2 separate regions of the Homo sapiens genome follow, and region 2 is linked to region 1. A link is a loop called in an ENCODE intact Hi-C map of the cell type or tissue named here. Cell type or tissue: mammary epithelial cell. All regions are shown on one strand. Links, peaks and the distances in the headings refer to the core of each region. The heading gives the core; the rest is flanking DNA. Region 1 has its middle 120 kb from the start of ACSL4. Region 2 has its middle 41 kb from the start of ACSL4.

What was found. Hi-C counts contacts between places; a loop is a spot of excess contacts. Peaks named below come from ENCODE experiments on the same cell type or tissue, not always from the same donor. Only the 100,000 strongest peaks of a DNase experiment are listed, where the experiment ranks them.
Region 2: a loop joins it to region 1, with 2.6 times the contacts of the local background. A loop is called at or near these places in 7 of 110 quality-filtered maps.

Annotation. Positions count from the first base shown.
Region 1 is chrX:109,852,962-109,862,077 of GRCh38, reverse strand. It overlaps the pseudogene RPS5P7. Among named protein-coding and RNA genes, the nearest start is that of ACSL4, 120 kb to the right of the region's middle. In mammary epithelial cell, for the core only: a CTCF peak has its summit at 4,979 (motif pointing right); no DNase peak of the experiment used is centred there.
Region 2 is chrX:109,769,608-109,778,723 of GRCh38, reverse strand. No RefSeq gene overlaps it. Among named protein-coding and RNA genes, the nearest start is that of ACSL4, 41 kb to the right of the region's middle. In mammary epithelial cell, for the core only: no CTCF peak of the experiment used is centred there; a DNase peak (open chromatin) is centred at 3,873.

The DNA of each region.
Region 1 (9,116 bases), core at 3,966-6,465:
ATACTGTTAGTGATGGAGTCCTTGTTTTCTCTTATAGTCCATGTGACCTGAGTTGCAGGTGCCTCCAGAAGTGTAGAATATGTAGAATACTCATTTATGTGCTTTATTCCTACCCTGATATCACTGAATGTTGTCACTTGTAGTCCAAGGGCCTTTCCCCCAAACCCAGGCTCCTGTTTTCTCTCTTAGCCCATGTGACCTGAGGTGTGGGTGGCTGCCTCTAGGACTGATAAGATATAAGATAGTATAAGCATTATTTTCCAAGTTTAAGGACAGAATAGGTGGGTGGCACAAGCCAAGAATGATTCAGTGACATTTCCTGACCAGGCCTGGCTTGTCATTAAGGAATTTCTTCAGAAGTAACTAGGCAGCCTTAAAAATACAGATTCCTTGGCTTATCCTCAAAGATTCTGCTGCAACAAGTCTGGAGTAGAATTCAGGATTGAATAAACTCCCAAGAGGAATCTGATGCACAGCCATGCTTGAGAACAGTTAAATTGTATAAATGCCTCTCTGAAAAAAAATAAGTCTCACACTTCAATGAGCATTGGATTTGCTTGGTGGGGTGGGATTTGTTAAGATACAGATTTCTGGACTCATCCACTAGATCTTCTGATCTTGTAGTTCCAGGGTAGGCTTCAGACATCTGAATTTTTAACCAGTGCCTTCAGGTAACTCAGGTCTAGGGGAAATAATTGCTTCCTTTGTGATCATTCCTGGCTAGTACAACCCAAAGATTTTCCAGAGATTTTCTCATTCTTGCCATAATAAAAAATAAATGGTAAACAAAAGTATTTTATTTTAGATCATTATATTATTGAAGATTGCATTAGCTATCTATTACTTCAAAGCAAATTACCCCAAAATCAGTAGCTTAAGACAACATTTATTATCTCATGGTATCTGTGGGTCAGCAACTTGAGCATGGTGTAGTTGGATGTCTCTGGCTTAGGGTCTCTCAGAAGGCTGCAATCAAGGTGCAGTGCATGGTCTGTGGTCTCATCTGAAGGCTCAGCTTGGGGAAGGATCTGCTTCCAAACTCACTTCTGTGGTAGCTAGAAGGATTCAGTCCTCTCTGGCTGTTGGCCAGAGACATCAGTTCCTTACCATGTGGACCTCTCCATAGGGCAGCTCACAGCTCATAAAATGGCAGTTGACTTCCTTCAGAATGAGCAAAGGAGAGAGAAAAAGAAAGCAAGGGAGAAATCATAACTTAGTCTCAAAAGTGTAGTCCCATTACTTTTGCCATATTCTCTTAGGAGCAAGTAACTAGATTCAGCCCACATGCATGGGGTTGGGATTACACAAGGGCCTAAATACCAGGAGGTGGGAATCACTGGGGCAATCTCAGAGGCTTCCTACCACAATGCTAACATTTTAAAAATACATTTTAATGCAATTTTTAATATTATTTAAAATATAGGAAAAATTGATTTATCTTATTTGAGTGATGCAAACTGTTTAAAGTATGCAAAATGAACATAATTTTTGACAACTATAAACATAATATTACAGTATGTTTTATTTGGAGACTGAATGTATATTAAAATGTCAAAAGCAGTTACGTATTATGGCATCAAAACTAGACAAAAACTGCTTTCATGTCATGCTGTTTGAAATTGTTGCATTTTGTATTGTAAAGATAAGTTCACATATTTACATAATTTTAGTATTTTGTTTCTAAATGAAGACATTAGAAGAAAATACTATTTCTCCAGACTTTCTTCACCAATAACATAGCAAATGTGTTTATTCTTTTTTCCCCAAGAAATGTAGAGCCAAATTAGATATAATTGTTACTATACCTTTAGTTTTGCCATTGATGTTTAAAGTGTGAGAGATAGCTTAATGTACTATATAATTTTTAAAATCAGATTGTTATCACTTAGGAATCTGATAAACAGCAGTTTCAGACAATATATTGGTTTACTAGGGCTTCCATAACAAAGTACCACAGACTGAGTGGCTTAAACAACAGACATTTATTTTCTCACAATTCTGGAGACTAGGTGCCAAGATCAAGGAGTTGGCAGGATTGGTTTCTTCTGTGGCCTCTTTCCTTGGCTTGGAGATAGTTGTCTTCTCCCTGTGTCTTCATGGTCTCCTCTCTGTGTGTGTCTGTGTTCAAATTTCCTCCTCTTATAAGGACAGCAGTCATAGTGGATTAGGGCCTGCCCTAATGACCTCATTTTAACTTAATTACCTCTTAAAAGACCTTATCTCTAAACACAGACACATTCGGAAGTACTTGAAGTTAGGACTTCAACATATGCATTTGTTGTGGGGTAGGGAACACAATTCAGCTCATACAAAAACGAATTTTCAGAATCACTATCATTCTTATCATCCTTATTCACTTGCATTTCAACAGCAGTCCTGTGTTTCTTGTCTTTAGCCAACAATCCACTGTGGGCATAAATGAAAGAATACATGACTATAAATTTAAAAAATGCGTAACTGTATGATTATCAAATCGCCAGGCTAGCCTGCAATAACTAAGTGATAAAACAAGCCGAATAATAGGAGTTTGAACATGGTAGTCCAAGATCCACTAATTGCCAGATGGTCAACTCTTGAGCACCATGAACCTCACTCTGAAATAGGAGAGGAAGATTAGCAGTAAAGCAGAATAAGGCACCGGAGCCAGCGAGTGCATAGCTCCTCAAGAAACCCAAAAGCCTCCCAATTTAAATTGCTACAAAAGTCTCCACCTACTTCCACCTTCTTCTACAATTAAACTTGTTTTGCTCCAAGCATTAGCATTAGAGAAAAAAATAATTATTCAATTTATTTCTGCTTCATTTAATTATTGGTTTTGCTACAACCATTTTCTGCTATTTTCTTTGGCCAAGATTCAGTATTTCATCAACATTAAAGGTTAGAGAAACTCTTCCAGGTTGGACTTGGAACCTAGTCAACATTTACACTATTGATCCTTGGGGAAATGGAATCTGAGTTCAAAAAACTGACTTACAAACACATTTTTAGAACTGACTCTATTTGTAAGCTTGGAACTACTTATGTCCTGTATGAGAATTCTCAATTTAAAAAAGAATAGGAAGACAGTAAAACACATTTAACACTAAAATTCTACTAAGCGTGGCTGATTCTTTCTTCAAGGGCTCCAAAAGCCCTTGAGGGTCTTGCTCTGTAATGAGCAGAAATTAAAGTGGTGCAGAAGTCATAGGAAACTGGGCTAATCTCAGCACTTTCCTCGAAGTGGGTAACCCCTCTGCCTGAAATGGGCCGAACTTGGTCCCAGAATTTCACAACCATTTCAGTAATTGCACTTTTCCCTAACCAAGAGAGAGACAATCAAGTTCATGTCAACGCTCACTTGAGTTCATTGAGAGCACTTTTCTGGCTTCGGGAGAAGATACAAAAAATTCAGTCAAGACATAGTTTCTGCTCAATATGACAACTTTTATAAGTAGGGTTAGATTTTACAAGCAAGGTTTATACCTTTGTGTCTTCTAGCTTTTATTCAGTTGTATTTTGGGAGACCTAGGATCTATTTCTTTGTTGATTTTTCTTTTTTTTATTGTTTGTTATCATTATGATCCATAGTAGGCAAAGTAAAGTCACATTTTGGTAGTTTGGGGAGGCTCATATCCCAAATGGCAAAACCAGCTTCCCAGCTCATTAGCTGAAGATTTTCTCAGATGATTCCCACTGCTAGAACGTTTTCTCTGTGCTCCATTAATTCTCCAGCGCATTCTGTGTTCTGCACTGGATGGGTACAGGACACTATTTGCTGGGTACAATACGTTATTTTATTCAATTACCAAATATGCAGAGATAGAACAAGGTTACAATAATTGAGGTCTTAGGCAATGTGGGAGGTGTAGCGAATATGGTGCAGGCTGCATTGTCCAACAGACAAAGAGAAAGCAAAATTGGGCATGTTGGGGAGCATATTTCAGAGCAGAGCCAAGAAAAGCAACTCCCTTCCTAGAAGCTCTGAAACCGTGGCAACTTTGGTTATTTAGTCATATTTTCTGGAATACACTATTTAATGATGATGTAAATTCAATGGTTCTGTGGAGGTGGTGTCTCAGGAAACTTGAAATCTGATTCCTAACCCTGTAAGATAAAGCAGAATTGATTTGAGAGAGGTGTAGGGAAAAGGAATGGCAATAGATAGGGTAAAGAACACAAAGAAGGAAAAAATAGAGAAAATCATGAAGCAACATGAGGCATGACAACAAAGAATTTAGTCATTCTTTTTGATTAAATAAACATTTAATAGAACTTTTACGTCAGAAATTTCTCAAGCCACTGGAATCGGAAATGGCCTTTCCTTTTTCCCCAGGCCGGATGTTGCATGGTGATCCAAATTAGAAGGTTTTATGATTGTCTTTTAATTGAAAATGTAGTTGTCTTGATCTCTTTTAAATCTTTCTCAAGCAACCAATGACAAAGAGACAATCTAAGTAATGTAGATTTAAAGTAAAATATGAAAATAATTTGCTGAATAATTAACAGAACTTCAAATGACTTTTCCCAGAAGTTCCTCAGTGCAGGCTATGAAAGATTATTTTCTTCATCAAAGTTATCCATGTAAACTACCAGTGCCAATCCGTAGTTGGAGTTTTTCAGCTCTTGTGTGGTTCCTATAGATCTGGCCTGGTAATCTCCAAGGTTGTAACTACTGGTGCGTTGTTAGTTCTTCATTAGGTCATCTTGTATTTTCATCCCAGTCTAAGTAGAGAATCCAAGTCTAAAACAAGAACTATTTTCTTTCAAAAGTTTGACCTGAATTTGACCCAGGAAATGTGTGTGCACGTGTGCGTGCTTTCAGCAGCCAGAGTTGTAAGGGTAAACACAGATAAAATATGTAACATCTTGATTTGAGTCAAAAAAACAAACATCACAGCTGCAGTTTAAAGAATTATCTCTCAGTTCCAGTTTAGAGCTTAAATATTGGGCCGTATTTTCAAAATGCACCCAGAAACTGGGAGAAAATTCATGTATTTTACCACTAGTGGGCGCCAGAGACACGATGAGAAACCACAGTTGAATTTTTAAAAATAGCTTTCCTTTTACCATGAAGAAATGAAAAGTATTAATTTTGATAATTTGGGCTACCTCCAACTTTTATACTTTTCCAGTTTGGATGATATATCTAAGGCTCAATTGGGTAACTTTTTTTGTAATTTAAACATTTATTTTAGATTTCGAGAGTACACGTTTGTTGTGGGTTTATTGTATGATGATGAGGTTTGGGGTTTGAATGATCTTGTCACCCAGGTAGTGAGCATAGTACCCAACAGGCAGTTTTTTAGCTCCTGCCCCCATCCTCTCTCTCTGCCTTCTCTAGCAGATCCCAGTGTCTAATGTTGCCATCTTTATATCCATGTGTACCCAATGTTTAGCTCCCACTTGTAAGTGAAACATGACAGTATTTGGTTTTCTGTTCCTGCCTTAATTTGCTAAGGATAATGGCCTCCAGCTGCATCCATATTGCTGCAAAGGACATGGTTTCATTCTTTTTTATGGTTGTATAATATTCCATGGTGTATACATACCACATTTTCTTTATCCAATGATTGGGTACCTTTTGATTGCCATACCTCAAATAGAAAGGATTGGTTTCATTTCCTAGAGAGATAAGAGGAATAAGGAAAACTGCTTTCAATTTTCTGGTGCTTACTATGGACCAAGCACTGTGAGAAGTGATTATCATGCCATATCTCATTTAATCTTTACAAGAATTTTAGAGAGTGGATGCTATGACTGTCTCCATTTACCAGATGTGAAAATTGAGGCATAGAAGTTAAGTAACTTGCTTACGGTGACAGGAAGTGGTAGAATTGAGACTCAAACCCAGGACAATTTGACACCACAGTCCAGAGTTGTATTGGAAACGACACCACCTATATGCCCTCTTTATTCTACAAATTTTCGACTCTTTTGGAGAATAGGAAATGTTATCCAAATTGTGTGTGACTAGGCCTTTAATCAAAATCAAACTGTCTCAATGCATAGTTCTAGTTTGCAATTAAATAGAAGGAAAGAAAAAACTCAAACAAATAAACAAAGCAGAATTTAAGATTTTTGGATGTGGGAAGTCTTGGGAAAAAAAAACTCCCCAGGTACACTTCTAGATGTGGAGAAGATCATAGGAGATCCTTAAGCTGTTTTTTCAGATTTCATTTCCCTAACCTGAGAGTTCAAAGTTTTGGTTGCTTAGCTATCAGGGAAAGTCAGTGTCTTCAGCCTTGCAAATAGAAGTATCAGCACCTTTGCAAAGTTGGAGAAAACTCTATCCAGTCTGAGACATCAAGGTTTCATGTGCTTTACAAAACAAAACCAGGTCATTTATTTGTGTTGTAGCCCATTTCACTTCTGGGCTAAATGTCAGAAGGACAAAGGCACAATTGTCTTTCTTGACTTACAAGAATAAAGGAAGTGATAGTAAAGCTCTCAATTTTTGTGTGTGAATAGAAGATAGGAAGTAGCCCTAATGATCTAAAATGGCTGAAAGCCAAAGACTTACATGATTTCCAACACTATAGAGCCGGTTGACCTTCCTGATTAAATAAACATAGTTTTCTATAGCTAATATTATAACTACTTTCCACTTTATGTTTTTTTAGTACATACTATATAACAGGGAGTTTAAATAGTGACGTTTGGCTGGGCAAGGTGGCTCATGCCTGTAATTCCAGCACTTTGGGAAGCCAAGGCAGGAGGTTTGCTCGAGCCCAAGAGTTCAAGACCAGCCTGGGCAACATGGTGAGACCCCATTTCTACAAAAAATTGGAAAAAAAAAAAAGCTAGGCATGATGTTGTACACCTGTATTCTCAGGTACTCGGAAGACTGAAGTGGGAGGATCACTTGAGCCCAGGAGATTGAGGCTGCAGTGAGTGGTGTTCATGCCACTGACTCCACCCTGGGCAACAGAGTAAGACTCTGTCTAAATAAATAAATGACACTTATATGCTTCAAGTAGTGTGCTAAGAATTTTATTTGAATTATATAAACTCCACAAGACACTATTCAACAGTTACTACTCTTACTAAAGTAATAAATGCATATAGTTGAACAGATAGTACCCCAAAGTCCTATGTTGAAAAAAAAAAAACAACAGCTACCTCCATCCTCCCAATCCCTGTTTCCCACTTCTAAGAGACAACCATTCTTATCTCTCTTGGTTGGTTTATGGTTTTGCTTTGGTATGCAACTCTAAATTCTGGAATTATAGCTTATATTGCTATTTTATGATATATAAATTTTAAGTGGTTTTTAAAAATTCACTTCTTGTATGGGATATGATGATTTAGCTTCCTTCTAATCCTTTCCCTTCCTTACATACACACAGTTCTGTAGTTTTTCTTAGAATTAATGATGATTTTCTTTTTCACTAGCTTAGTTTTGTGTGCCTATTAGTACTAACCCAACCCCATACTTTCCAAAAGGACTCTAAAATGCTTCTCAATATGGCCAACATATCAGGTAATTTGTTGGTTCTATCTTTTTTCCTGGATACATCTTTCCAGACCCTTCCATTTACCTATCCCTAACCTACAGCACAGCTTTCTTCCTGGGCTTTCCTTTCACCTTCATCCTGGGAATTTTCTTTATCATTCTCTTGTGTTCAACCTTCTACTTCCTGGACCCCATATATTCCTTTGACCACTCCCTTGTCTTGGTAGAGCACATGTTCTTGTGGCTTCCTGAGAAATGGTTAGTGAGAGGTACATTTTTGGAGACCTTATCCCCAGCATTCTGAAATTTCACAACAATGTCTCTATGTGTCATATAGTCATTGTGCTAAATACATAGTTGGCCCTTTAGTCTGTAAACTCATTTCCTTCTGTTTGGAGGGAAATTTCTTTTATTATGTCTTTGATTATTTCTTCCCCTCTATTTTTCTGTTGTCTCTCTGGGCATTCCTAATGGATATTTGTTCTCTAATTCTCCTATTCTTTTTCTCTTTTCCCCAACTCTTTGCACTTTTGTTTTACATTCTTAGAGATTAATTAAAAATATATCCATAGATACATAATAAGTAAACTTTTAATTGTAAGAAATTTCTATTCAAGTAGTTTGAGTTTTTAGGAGCTCATTTTTTTTTTCTTTTCTTCTCTTTTTTTTTTTTTTTGTGGGGCCACCCTGAAAGGCAGACAGGTTTATTGGGCTACAGCCAGGAAATCAGCAGTTGGACTTGGCCATGAGCTCCAGGTTGTTCTTCTCAATGGCATAGTAGTTGGAAGAGTTCTTGGCAATGCTGATGAGCTTATCGGCCAGGTATTCAGTGATGGTCTTGATATTCTGGAAGGCAGCCTCACTGGTACCTGTGTACAGCAGCCAGATGGCTTGATTCACATGGTACAGTGGGGACATGTCCACATCCTGCTGTCTCACAGTCTCAGCTTGCTCGATATATGTGGAGTCCTCCCAGGGCCACATTTGATGCTGGCATTCACCAGAACCTGCAGAGGGTTCTTGCCTGTAAGCAGGTGGATGATCTTGAAGGCATGCTTGACAAGGCAGAGTCATGAGCTACTTGCTGTTGTGGCCATGCATCATCATTGAGTTAGTGAAATGCTCCATGATGGGACATCACACTTTGTGGATGTAATTGGCGGCATACAGCCCTATGCTGTGAGGCAGGTACTTGGTATACTTCTCCTTCACTGCAATGTAATCCTGAAGGGAAATGTCACTGATCTGTGCATCATCAGTGCTCCACTTCCCAAAGAACTTGATGTCAGGGGTTTCTGCCACCACTGGTGCTTCTGTCTCCCACTTGGTCATCTTGAGGGCACAGCCTGAGCATCTCTGTTTCTCAATGTGGACCATGCACCACCCTGACACAGACAGAATTCATTCTTATTCTTAGAATGTTTCTTTTTATTTCTAGCATCCATGTTTCATGGACATGATGTATCTATGCATCTCTCTGAAAATGTTAATTATAGGGATTTTATGGCTTCTTCTCCTCCCTACATTATTTCTGTTTCTTCCAAGTTCCTTTTTTCAATGTGTGTTTCATATTCTTTTATTCTATTAAAGACTTTTCGCCAATGCTTCACTATTCTTAATTATTCATTTGTATTTAGGAGTGTGGAAACTGAAAATCTGTGTGTGGGGAGATGCGGGGGGGCAA
Region 2 (9,116 bases), core at 2,636-5,135, 82 kb after region 1:
ACTGCAACCTCCACCTCCCGGGTTCAAGTGATTCTTCTGCCTCAGCACCCCCAGTAGCTGGGATTACAGGTGTGCGCCACCACACCTGGATAATTTTTGTATTATTAATAGAGATGGGGTTTCACCATGTTGGCCAGGCTGGTATCGAACTCCTGACCTCAAGTGATCCACCCGCCTCGGCCTCCCAAAGTGCTGGGATTACAGGCATGAGCCACTGTGCCTGGCCTGAATGTGGTTCTAACGTGGGCACCTTGTTAAATTGGGACTGCATTGTGGAAACAGGCCAGGTAATTTTTTAAAAAACAAATCAAGCCACTGGACAGAGTTTTGGGACATAAAACTTTTTTTTTTTTTTTTTAATGGAGTCTTGCTCTGTCACCCGGCTGGTGTGCAGTGGTGCGATCTCGGCTCACTGCAACCTCTGCCTCCCGGGTTCAAGTGATTCTCCTGCCTCAGACTCCCGAGTAGCTGGGACTACAGGCGCCTGCCACCACACCTGGCTAATTTTTTGTATTTTTAATAGAGACATGGTTTCACCTTGTTAGCAAGGATGGTCTCGATCTCCTGACCTCGTGATCTGCCTGCCTCAGCCTCCCAAAGTGTTGGGATTACAGGCATGAGCCACTGCGCCCAGCCAGGACATAGAACTTCTAAAGGCAGAACTTCGTAATTAAAGATTTGAGTGTTTATTTGTTTAATGTCTGCTTTTCTCATTCACCACAGTATCCACAGAGCCTGATGTAGAGTAGTGTTCAGTAAATATTTGCTGAATAAATAAAGCATTGATTGCTGCCATGGTCCTTTATAGTCTGACCTGTGCCTATCTTTCCAGCTCCATCTCACCATGCTCTGTCTGGATCTCTGGACTCCAATCATAGTGATCTTATTTTCATCCCTTGCATGCACCATCCTTTCTATTCTAAAAGAACGTATGCTGTTCCCTTTGCTCCGAATAGTTATTCTATTGCCTAATAAAGCAACTCACTTGTCAGATCTCAGGTCAAGTTTTAGGTTCACGTTTCTCAGGGAAGACAACCATGAGCTCCATAACTAGAGCCATCCTCCTCTTATAAGCTTTCGTAGGATCTAGCATAGGTACAGGTTTAAGTTTGTTCGTGTGATTATTTGGCTGATGTTTATCCGTATCCCTATCTGATTAGATTGTAAGTTACGTGAAGGCAGGGACTAGATCTGTTTTCACTCTGCATCATAGATCACAGCACAATGCCTGGGGCATAAGTGCTTCACAATTATGTGTTAAATGAAGGAGAGAATAAACGAAGTTCACCGTTCCCTTGTCATCTAAGGCATCTACTACTATTTGGGATAGGAGAGGAAAGGTATTAAATGACCCATTGTTTATTCTTACATTTATTGAATTGTCCTCATTCCTTATATTCTCCTCCCTAATGTATTTGCTTTCTGTGGTTACTCAGCGTAAGTGGCCTTTAGAACCCTGATAGACTAGGATCATTATTTGGAGCAGAGGTGGGCAAATAATGACCCACGGGCCAGCCCACTGCCTGTTTTTGTAAATAAAGTTTTATTAGCTATGCCCATTCATTTACACATTGCTGATGAGTGTTTTCGCCCCATGGCAGCAGAGTTGAGTAGTCACAACAGACATTGTCTGGTCTGTAAAGTCTAAAATATCTCCCATAGGGTCTTTTATAGAAAAAGTTTGCCAACTCCTGATTTACGAAAATGTATGGGTTTTTTGAAAGCCTTGTATCTGTGTTTCCAGTATGTTTCTGGACTTCCTAGTTATAAACTTAAAATGATCACTGTGTATGAGGGCTTGACACAAATGATATTGAGTAACTGTTAGTCTTTCCACCTTTTTCACATAAGAAGATGTTCTTTGATTTGCAGCCAGAGTTGCCTTTTTTAGACTCTGCAAACTTTGAGTCCCTTGTGCAATAATAGCTAATACTTATTGAGCATTTTCAATTTACCAGGTTCAGTTCTAAGCACCTTACATGAATTACCTCGTTTATTCCTCAAAACTCCTCTGTGGTATACATTTATTATTATTGCTTTACACATGAAGACAGTAAGGAACAGAGAGGTTGTACAGCATGCCAGTGTCACACAGCTTGTGGAAGTTCCTGAGCAGGAATTTGATTTGAGCGCTCTGACCTCTGACTCCAGACAAGACCTATGCTCTTAACCATTCCACTATCCTGTTTGCATGAAGCCTTTACTTCAAAAGTGCCATCTTATTTCTGATTTCTAAATACAAAGACAGTTTATGTGCCATTGTTTCCAAGTGAGACCACTTAAAGTTTTGCGGTTGGGGGTAAGATATAGAAAGGTTATTAAAATCTCAATGCTTGCCAGAGTGCCAGATACACACACAAAAAATCAATCAACAAATGTCTTTTTTGTTGTTAAAAGTGTGATGATGTCAAGGAGGAAGAGGATGAAGACAAAGACATCTCTACTAGGAGTTTTGTCTCATCCTAGGTCATTGCCAATGAATGAGGACATAGTTCCAGGTATTGGTTATAGTACTTAGGGATCTGGCTCCCTCTGAGCCTGGAAGAAGTAGTAGAAATATCTGAATATTTTAACTATTTATTCCTTGTAAACAAAAGAAGATAGAAGCAGGCAGTAATTAATTAACTATAAAAATAAATCAATAAGTTATACTCCATAGAGTTTAAAAAGAATAATACATTTCATGAAATGAAATGTGACTGCAAAATCTGACCTATTTTATTCAGTTTTCTGATGTGATTTAACAGACTTCATCAGAACAGTTCTATCACAACTACACCCACAACAATTGCTTAGCTCTATTTTTTTCTTTCTATTTTTTTTCATTTTTCTTATGAGCTCTGGCTAGTTCAGTAGTATACTTATGTTCCTTTGTTCTTTTATTCAACAGCTATTTATCATATGCCTACTATGTGCCAGCCTATATTATAAGTGCTAAGTATACAGCAGAGGAACAAACCAAACAAAAATATCCTGTTCTTATAAAACTTACACTCTTATTGGGAGGAAAACTGAAAAACAAATATTGGGTGTCAAGTGGTGATTAGTGCTATGCAAAATAATAAAGCAAACCTAAGAGGAGGGAAACAGACACATGGGTGGCAAGTGATAGGGGTATGTGCTACTTTAGATAGGAGTATTTAGGGTAGTTAAATAGGGTAGTTAGAGAAGGCCTCTGCATCATATCTTAGGCCGTTGAGACTCAAATGAAATGAAGGATGTCAGGAGGGATTGATCGCATTCTGAGTGAATAGCAGCAATACAAAGGCCTTTGTATAAGACAGTGCTTGGGTTATTCAAGGAACAGCGAGAAGTCCAAAAAGGCTAAAGCAGAGTGAGGGAAAGTCAAGGATGAGGTCAAAAACATAGTTGGGAACTAGATAACGTAGGGCCCAGTGGGCTAAGTCAAGACCTTTGAATTCACATTATGATAAAAAGTAATCTAGGTTTTTACATTTTTTGTTGCAGAGTTTCCATTTGTAAACTGGAACATTGATTAATACAACTGCTTATTTAGACATTTTGATACTAACTTTGTAGTGGTAGAAGCAGCTAGCTAGAAAAATAGAACAGGAATTAATACATCAATTGTGTAACAAAGTTATATCAAGACAGACCAGCTCTTGGTGGACGGCTTCCTTTTTGGTATGATAATGTCTGACATTTAAAAAATGCTTTCAGATCTGTGATCTCATCACACTCTCATAACAACCCCAAGAGATAGGGGGGACAGTTGGTATTACTGATATTGAAACGGAGGGAGTTTGCATGGCTTACCCGAAGGTCACTCAGCATATGAATCATTATCAGAGGCACAGACTCCTGACTCTGAATGCATTACCCCCTCATCGCCTGCTAAAAGGACTATTGGGTAATTTTTTGACTCAGAGGTCAGAAGGTTGAATCAACCAAATTATTAGCTCATTCCTCCCTTCCACTTCCCAAGGGCATAAAAGTATGCACTACAGAATGAAGCGAACAAAGGTGGAGGGGAAGCCCTTGCTTTTTTCTTTTCCTTTCTCGCTCTTTCTTCCAGAACAGCCTTTATACTTAGAAAGCATAGCTGTATTCTTAGAGAATAGCTAAGCATGTAGGACCACAACCATCTTGAAGACCATAATAGTCGAGGGGCCATCCCTCTTCCCACCACTCTAGAAGGGTACAGCAGTCACGGTGAGTCCTACTTGTTTTGCTCAATATTCTAACAAGTTAAACCTTTGTTGCCGTATGCTCAATTTACAGTGTATTTATGATCATCTTCCTAATGATATTTGGTAAAAAGCTAAAGTACTCCTCAAAAATGACACAGTTCCCTTCCACAACTGGAATGCTGATTTAAACAGAGGAGAGTTGTTTTTGGGGATGGTGCCAAATAATTGAGTGGCCAAGCCAAAAAACAAAAGAAAAATTCAGGGTTTCTGAATTCCAGAAGTAGAGAAATAACCCATGTATTGTTGCAACTTCTTTCCCATGACAAATGGTGGCTTTTCCTAAGGCCCAGTCCTCAGTTCTCTCCCATCTCACTCTATACTGTCTCCCTGGCAAGCTCACCCATAACCACAGCATAACTACCACTGACATACAGATGAGCCCAATCTATATTTCCATCTCGGACTGCTCCTCTGACCTTTAGGACTGTATATCCAACCGCCTACTTGATCTCTCCTGTAGGATGTCTTAAAGCCCCCTCAAACTGATCTCACTCCCCAAACCTGGTACTCTTCCAGCCTTCCTTATCTTAGTGGCTTACCCTACCATTCTATCTCGTTGCGCTTAGGAGTCTTTTGATACCTCCTGTCCCTCCCCTCAACTTGACACTTGTGTTTTGCCAAATTCTGCTTATTCTACTTTCTAACAAAATTCAGAATCTATCCACTTCTTTCTGTCTCCATTATCACTATTGTACCATCACCTCTCACCTGGAGTACTGCAGCATTTCCTAATATCTACACATATCTACTCTGGCTCCCCTCCAATCTATTCTGATTATAGTTAGAATGGTCTTTTTGTAAGGAATGTTTTATCATCCTCATACTTAAAACCTTTATGGCTTCCCACCACCCTTACAGTAAAACACAAAACTCCTTAATGTGGCCTACAAGGCCCTGTGTGATCTGGCACATGTTTAGTTTCCAACGTCACCCGAAACCCCATTACTGTCCACACCACAGCTACATTTATCTCTAAGTTATTCATGTCACCATGCTTCCTCCTGATATGGGGACTTTGCATATTTTGAGTTTTCTTTATTTTCAGATGGAACCCTTTCTCCTTTTTTTCTCACCTAACATTTATTCATGCTTCAGATCACATTTTGAGCAATCTCTTCAGGGTAGCCTTCTTTGGTCCCCCTCACTAGGTCAATCCAGCTGTTATAAAGTATCATAGCACTGTGTGCTATGCCCTTGGAGCACTTGTCACAGTTGCTTTTTACATTTTTGAGTGTGATTACTTGATTATGTTTTTTCATGAAAAAAATATTTATTGATCAACACCAGGGAGTGGCAGCCTGCATGGAAAGTGCCCTAGCCCTCTTCCTTGTCAGGGGCCACAACACTGATTCCTTAGCAACCACCTCCCACCCCCACCCCTACCTCCTATTTTATATAGTCAGGGTCTTGCTCTGTTGCTCACACTGGAATGCAGTGGTGCAAGCATGGCTCACTGAGACATGGCTCACTGCAGCCTCTTACTCCTGGGCTCAAGTGATCCTCCTACCTCAGCCTCCTGAGTAGCTGGAACCATAGGTGCACACCACCACACCCCGCCCTTTTTTTTTTTTTTTGTAGAGGTCTCCTTATGTTGCTCAGGCAGGTCTCAAACTCCGGGCCTCAAATGATCCTCCCGCCTTAGCCTCCCAAATCACTGGAATTACAGGCATGAACCACAATGCTCAGCTTGAAGCCGTTCTTTCTACGTAGCTTTGGGCTTACTCTCTGGAAACATCTAAAGAACAGAGCAATGGGGTTCCTCTGTTATGAGGACTCCTTGCTGCCCCTCCAGCCTGCCTACCACTGAGGGCTTCTTGACTTCGGACAGTCCACCTTCCTTCAGAAGGGCTGACCTTCCAAGGGTATGCCAAGGAGCAGCTGACCTCAGAGACTAGCATCCCAGTTCCTGATTATTTGATTATCATCTGTCACTAAATTGCGAGTTCCTTGAGAGCAAGAACTCACCATGGTATTCCTAGTGCTTACCACAGTGCTCAGCACATAGTACACTCTTTTTTTTTGAGATGGAGTCTCACTCTGTCGCCCAGTCTTGAGTGCAGTGGCACAATCTTGGCTCACTGCAACCTCCACCTCCTGGGTTTAAGCAATTCTCCTGCCTCAGCCTCCCGAGTAGCTGGGATTACAGGCACCTGCCACCTTACCTGGCTAATGTTTGTATTTTTAGTAGAGACGGGGTTTTGCCATGTTGGCCAGGCTGGTCTCAAACTCCTGAGCTCAGGTTACCTACCCACCTTGGCCTCCCAAACTGCTGGAATTACAGGTGTGAGCCACCTCGCCCAGCCTGCACATAGTACACTCTTTAACAGATATGCGTTGCATGAATGACTGAATATGTTTAAGGACATTAGGTCAGTAATTTTTTTCTCTGGGAGCAAAGTAGTAAACATTTTCAGTTTTCTCAACTTCTTTTTCTTTCCTTCCTTCTTTCCTTTCTTCCTTCCTTCCCTCCTTCCTTCCTTCCTTCCTTTTTTTTTTTTTGACAGAGTCTCACTCTGTCATGCAGGCTGGAGAGCAGTGGTGTGATCTCGGCTCACTGCAACTCCACCTCCTGGGTTCAAGTGATTCTCCTGCCTCAGCCTCCCAAGTTGCTGGGATTACAGGTGCCCGCCACCACAACTAGCTAATTTTTTGTATTTTTAGTAGAGATGGGTTTTTGCCATGTTGGCCAAGCTGGTCTCGAACTCCTGACCTCAAGTGATCCTCCCACCTGGGCCTCCCAAAGTGCTGGGATTACAGGCGTGAGCCATCGCACCCAGCTATTTTCTCACCTTCTTTAAACCACTGACTGGATTCCATATCCATGCCCAAGTTCAAATAGTTGCGTACATTTTATAACAGTATGTTCTACGATGATAGAAAAATAGATGTAGTCATGGCTCCCATAAATTTAAATACCAGTTTAAAGAGAAGAATAAATAGAGTTTTGCAACTGGAATTTCTGATGTGAATCTCTGAAACGAATGTCACCTTATAGTGCCACTAGAATAATATAAATTTTAACATTTTTCCATTGTGTTTTGTTTTTCCATTTTGGTTTTTTTCTTTTTGGGAGTTTTGTTCTGTCTCCCAGGCTGGAGTGCAGTGGCTCAATCATGGCTCAATGCAGCCTGGACCTCCCAGGCTCGAGCAATCCTCCCATCTCAGCCTCCCGAGTATCTGGGACCACAGGCGCATGCCACCACACCTGGCTAATATTTTTTTGTGGAGATGGGGTCTCATTATGTTGTCTGGGCTAGGCTTAAACTCCTGGGCTCAAGCAATTCTCCTACTTCAGCCTCCCAAAGTGCAGAGATTACAGGCATGAGCCACCACATCTGGCATTATTTTTTTCTATTTTAAATAGATTTTATTGTTTAGGGCAATTTTAGGTTCTCAGAAAAATTAAGCAGGAAAGTACAGAGAGTTTCCATATACCCCCTGACCACCCCCAACCCCAGCCTCCCACTATCAACATCATGAGCCAGAGTGGTACATTCGTTACAATTGATAAAGCTATGCTGACACATCATTATCACCCAAGGTCCGTAGTTTACATTAAGGTTCACTGTTGGTTTTGTACATTCTGTGAGTTTGGACAAAGGTATAATGACATGTACCCACCATTAGCATAGCATACAGAATAGCCTCACTGCCTAAAAATTCTCTCTGCTCTGCCTATTCTTTCCTTCCTCCTCACTATCCCCTGGCAACTATTGGTCTTTTTACCATGTCCATATATATTTTTTTGTTTTCCAAAATGTCATATAGTTGAAATCACACAGAATGTAACCTTTTCAGATTGGCTTCTTTCACTTAGCAATATGCATTTAAGTTTCCTCCATGCCTTTTCATGGCTTGATAGCTCATTAGTTTTTAGAGTCAAATAACATTTCATTGTCTAGATTTGCCACAATTCATTTATCCATTCACCTACTGAAGGACATCTTGGTTGCTTTCAAGTTTTAGCAATTGTGAATAAAGCTGCTATAAACATCCATGTGCAGGTTTTATGTGGAGAGAAGTTTTCGATCATTTGGGTAAAAGTCAAAGAGCACAAGTGCTGGATTTTATGGTAAGAATATGTTTAGTTTTGTAAGAAATCACCAGATTGTCTTCCAAAATGGCTGTACAAATTTGCATTTCCATCAGCAATGATTGAGAGTTCCTGTTGCTCCACATCCTCACCAGCATTTAATGTTGTCAGTGTTCTGGATTCTGGGGATTCCAATAGGAGTGTAGTGGTATCTCATTATTGTTTTAATTTGTATTTCCCTAATGATATAAGATGTGGAACATCTTTTCACACGCTTATTTGCCATCTGTATATCTTCTTTGACTAGGTGTCTGTTCAGGTCTTTTGCCCATTTTTCAATTGAATTGTTTGTTTTCTTATTGTTCTGTTTTGACAGTTATTTGCAAATTTTGGATAACAATTTTTAAATCAGATATGTTTTTTCCAAATATTTTCTCCTAGCCTGTGTTGTGTCTTGTCATTCTCTTAACAGTATCTTTTGAGGAGCGTGTGTTTTTTATTTTAATGAAATCCCATCTATCAATTATTTCTTTTGTGGACTGTGCCTTTGGTGTTATATCTAAAAAGTCATCACCATACCCAAGGTCATCTTGATTTTCTCCTATGTTACCTTCTAGGAGTTTTACACTTTTGCATCTAACATTTAGCTCTATGATTCATTTTGTGCTAATCTTTGTGAAAAGTGTAAGTCGTGTCTAGATTCTGTTTTTTGCATGTGGATGTTCAGTTGTTCAAGTACCATTTTTTTTCTTGTTTTTGTTTTTAAAGATGGGGTCGTGCTCTATTGCCCAGACTCATCTCAAACTCCTGGGCTCAAGCAATCCTCCCTGCCATAGTGCTGGGATTACAGATGTGAGCCACCATGCCCAGCT